2 separate regions of the Homo sapiens genome follow, and region 2 is linked to region 1. A link is an interaction called in ENCODE POLR2A ChIA-PET data of the cell type or tissue named here. Cell type or tissue: GM12878. All regions are shown on one strand. Region 1 has its middle 23 kb from the start of MMP7. Region 2 overlaps TMEM123 (transmembrane protein 123).

The links. ChIA-PET counts read pairs that join two places held together with the same protein. Peaks named below come from ENCODE experiments on the same cell type or tissue, not always from the same donor. Only the 100,000 strongest peaks of a DNase experiment are listed, where the experiment ranks them.
Region 2: POLR2A ChIA-PET joins it to region 1 with 5 read pairs; 3 of 35 experiments call an interaction of 5 or more read pairs at or near these places.

Annotation. Positions count from the first base shown.
Region 1 is chr11:102,552,670-102,555,169 of GRCh38, forward strand. No RefSeq gene overlaps it. Among named protein-coding and RNA genes, the nearest start is that of MMP7, 23 kb to the left of the region's middle. In GM12878, no CTCF peak of the experiment used is centred here; a DNase peak (open chromatin) is centred at 1,432; H3K27ac peaks cover 651 bases.
Region 2 is chr11:102,445,872-102,448,371 of GRCh38, forward strand. All of the region lies in intron 2 of TMEM123 (transmembrane protein 123), which reads right to left. Among named protein-coding and RNA genes, the nearest start is that of TMEM123, 5.6 kb to the right of the region's middle. In GM12878, no CTCF peak of the experiment used is centred here; no DNase peak of the experiment used is centred here; H3K4me3 peaks cover 265 bases; H3K27ac peaks cover 577 bases.

The DNA.
Region 1 (2,500 bases):
GTTTACCTTAGGTCTGCAAGGCGAGGCTTATCAAAGAGACTGCCGGCATTTTAAGAGGAATTCCCATCAGAGTGGTGACAAGCACCAGCGGAATGAGGAAGAAAGGAAAAAATCACACTCAGAAACAATAAACAGCAAAAGAAGGAGTTCCAAGGAGAGACAACTGAGTAGTGTTCTCCCTTGGGAAAGGTGAAATATCTGGAAAAATCACTCCTTCATTTAAGACCCTGGGGTCTGTGTTATTCTGGGGAGAGCTACGGAAAAAGTAGACAACTCACTGCTAAGGATGACATCGCTGCATGAGGCTGGAAATGCAGAGGGCAGAGTGAGCCAAATGCATAGAGCTCTTGACCTTGCTTGCATATTCTTTACCTCCCAGCCTTCCTGGGCCATCCTTTCCCTCCTTCCAAATTGCCTATCTTTCTTCCTTTGCTAACTCCGTCTGGAAGCCTCTTCTCCTCATCAGCCCTGTGCAGTGCTGATGGTTAACTTATGCACAAGATGAAATGCTGCTCTTCCTTTAGTGCGCTATGATGGTTATTTTTCACATGTGTTTTCTCTGTGGCTATAATTGCATTGAAATCTGTCTCAGGAGAGGCTTAATGGCTAAGAGCATTGGACATGGGTTAAAATCCTGGCTTGCCTCTTTTTAGTAAATGACAGGGGCAGGTTCACTTAATCTGAAAATGGAGAAAACAGTAATACCCACCTCACTGAACTGTTGTGAAGATTAAATGAAACAGCACATGTAAGGCACTTAGTGGCTGGCATATACTAAAAGCTTAATAACAAAGATCATTCAGTAGAACTCAATAAAAACTCTCACACACTGCTGTTGGGAGTGTACATGACAATGACTGCTTTTGAAAACAATTTAGTGGTATATATTAAAGCTGAACGTATGCATAGATTATGGCCAAACAATTCCACTTCCATATACTCTTAGGCCTTTACTTTCCCAAATGCATACGTATTAGTTATCTAATAATAAATCACTCCAAAACGTAATAGCCAAAACAACATTTATTATAGCAGGTTCTGTGGGTCAGGAGTTCAGGTGTGGCTGAGCTGGGTCTTCTGTCTCAGGGTATTTCACAAGGCTGCAGTCAGCCAGGGCTGTGGTCACCTCAAGGCCTGTTTGGGGGAAAATCCACTTCCAAGCTTACCAATGAAGTTGTTGTCAGGATTCAGCTCTTCATGTGTTGTTGGAATGATGACCTCAGGTCCGTACAGAAGTCTGTCCTCAATTCCTCGCCACTGAGACTCTCCATAGGGCAGCTCAAAACAAGGCAGCGGCTTCATCAGAGAAAGCAAGCAAGAAGAGTGAGAGTGAGAATGAGCAAGAGAGAGAGAGATCCCCAGCAAGTCCAAGGTCATGGCCTTTAATAACCTAATCTTAGAGAGCAACGCTCCATCATGTTTGCCATATTCTGTTTGTTATGAATCACTACATCCACTTCACACACAAGGGTGGGGATTACACAGGACAAGAATAGCCAGAGGCAGGAACCATTAAGAACTGTTTTAGAAGCTCTCTACCACATGGAGTTTCACTAATAGATACTCACAAGAATATTCATAGTTGCACCGTTTGCAACAGTTAAAGCAGGGAAACAACCCAATGTCCATTAGCAACAGAATGGACAAACATATTACAAATCATTGTAATATATTCATACAATTAAATTCTAAACAACAGTGAGAATGAACAAATTATACCTACATGCAGCAGTATGAATAAGACTTTCAGACATAATGATGAGCAAAAGGAATCAAACAAAAAAGAATGTATATTATACATGCTTGTTTCATTTCAAGGGTTTTATTCTTATTTAGAAATAAGTATAGCATAGATAACGAGCTTGGGAAAACTACTAATGTTCCCAATCTAACAAAGTAAAATCTTACAAAGCAGTTGGCTTATCTAACATCCTGACTCCCTCCATTTTGTGTTATAGCTGGAAGTTACTGGAAACCTTACCGAACTTCTTTTTCCCCTTGGATCTTATTTCTGAGAGACAGAGACACTCTTCAAAACTTACCCTCTTCCTGGGTAAAGAAGCAGTCCTTTCCATTAAGACTTCCATTTCAGAACTTTGGTGATACTTTATAATCTTTTTCTATCCTATTATAAAATAGCAATAGTAGACTTTACCAACAATATGGATTTAGTAACTCACATTGATCTAGACCACAGTGTACCTTTAAAGAACAGAAAATCTAAGTAAAAAATATTAGATATACTGAAAATTTAGTTGTGAGGCCTTTTGGGGTACAGAAAGCAATACCCCAAAATATGGTGCTTTGGCATGTTGAGTGCTTGGAATTAAAGAAAATTGAAGGAGCTTAGAAATAAGCCTCAGAACCAAGGTCTTTCTCTGACCTTCCCCTTCCTCCCTGTCTCTCTGATCCTTTTTCTTCATGAAGAAAGAAGGGACTCTGTGGAATTTTCTTCTCTGACTAAGAAAGCTTCTTACAAGGAGAATTGCAATTGTCTTAA
Region 2 (2,500 bases), 110 kb before region 1:
AGTGGCCCAAATGACTAGGCCAAGGATGAATAACCAAACTAATGGCAATCGTAATAAATGGAACATACATGATTAAGAGATAAACGGCTTTGGAAAGGAGTTGGTGCAAGTTATGTCCAAGAAAAGAGCTTCAGATTGGATGATGGTAACCCAATCCTCTCAGATCCCTCTGTTGGGAAGTATCAATGCTATGTGATCAAGGAGACGGCTGTATCCTGAATGATATTGAGCTGCTGTTCTAGTTACTGATGAGATGTGCACTCCAATCTAGACCATGCCACATTTCCTTACATCCTTGCTCAAACCCATTATGAAAAATAATCTGGGCATGTGTCTTCCTTGCACTATAAAGTGTAAATTCATCCATCCACAGAATCTAAATACTCTGACTGCAAATGAAATAAGGGGAAATTATTTTCTATATAAGCTGAAAGTGTGTCAAACAAGTCCCTGCAGACAAGAATGTCAAAAGTACAGCTGTCTTCAAATAATGATTAGAGGACATAAAAAAATAGAACTGTTACATGTAACTCAGTGGTACATTGGAAAGCAACCTTTATTCCTATTGACTTCAAGTACCTATATTACTGTATAAACAGAAAAACAGCTGTAATAATGTATAGGATTGGAGCATAAACCAGTACACATCTGCAAAATGTATATATTAGTGTTTTGATAAGGCAAGTCAGCAATTACAAAATATCTATGTTGCTCCACAATTGAGTTCAACCAACCAAAAACATACATATCCTGCATACCTACTATGCACCAGGCATAGAGTGAGATGTTAGGATGAATAAATCATAGATTTCACTCTCAAGGAACTTGGAGACCAAAACAAGAGAAAAAAAGATTCTCTGAAATTCCAACGTGGTGAGTCCTATAAAAGTGATAGACACCCAACATTCTAAGGAGTACTGCAGGCAGTCTCCGCTTTTTCCAACAGTACATTCCTGGAATACACATCATAATGGAATTTGCCAAAGATGCTATTTTCCTAGTGAGAGGAAATATGGCGCCACAGAAACTGCACTAAATAAATAGCACCAAATAAATTGGTAAACAGTATGTTCAAAGAAACAAAGCTTCAACAATGGTCTATGTAACTAAAAAGAAAAACAGTTAAGCATCCATCCTATAAAAATACACAAACTTAACATGTTTCAAAAGTGTTTTCAAGATACAAAGAGGAATGCGACAGTTATGAGGCGTAAAACACATTGTGCAAAAACATTTTTAATAGTTGTATTATCTGTTCTCCTTCTAGAAAAATTTGAGGCAATGCTTTTCTTCTTTCTCAAAAAATTTCCCTGTGCTAGAAGGGGCATTTGAAATCATCCCACTGACTCTGGAGCTGCCCTCAAAGTATTCAGTTGATTTTTAATAATCATTCACAGTGAAAAGCATGTTTTAAAAGTAAGGCCACACCACACTTCAGACAGTGTGATAAAGAGACATAGGTTTTAGAATACAACTGGGTTTCAAATCCTGAATGTGACACTTAGTGTCATGTGATCTTGGGCATTTCCTAACCACTCTTGAGTTTCAATTTCCCCATGTGTAAACCAGAAATGACACCTACCTCACCACTGTTAAATTAGTAAATGTATGAGGAGTATCTTATAAGTTGTAGGCATTCAAAAATGGTGTCTATTGCTAATATTACTGTCTTTATGTTTCTTCTACCTCCTTTGTCTACCCAAGGTTAAAAGTTCAGTAGTGCAGAATTAGATTCAATAAAGGACAAAAGGAAAAGCTATCTAATAGTGTAATAAAATATTTTTTAACTAAGACCCTCTCACAACTACCCAATGATAACCACTATTACATTTTGGAGTAATCCCTCTAGACTTTTTTTCCTCTCAATGAAAACGTTTTCTGTAGAATTACTAAAACTAGAATTAAAGTATGTCCTGACTACGTACCACCAGACACCAGTCAAAAAGGCAGAGATAATGAAACAAAGAACAGCAGTAAACCAAGAACATAAACTAAGTGAAACACTGGGATGCCCCACAGGAATAAAAACTCCAGCAAGTTGCAAAGCAGCATGAAGGTACTTACTGCCACTGACCTTTACACTTTAAAAAAATGGTTACTTATGTATTTTATGTCATGTATATTTTGCCACAAAATAAAAAACAAAAGAACAAAAACTCCTAGAAGTTAAGGCTTGGTCCATTTTGTATTCTTAGAACCTAGGATGTGCTAGCTCATTAGAGTCCATAAATATTCCCTGACTAAAAGTAAACAAAACAAGTTAGTGATAGGATTGGTGTACCTTTTTCTAGTTTCCAACTCAGTCAACTGTGAAGATTAAGGGCAGTGAGAAGATAACTTAAAAATTGTTTACAAGAAACGTACCTTGATGATTTACTACTGATATTGATGACATCAGCCTGGTTCTTGCATCTTTCCATGTTAGTGAACTCAGAGGCCCAAGGCTTTGTCCCAAACTAAAATCACAGGGTAAGGGCCTCACCAAGTGTTTGGGTTGAGT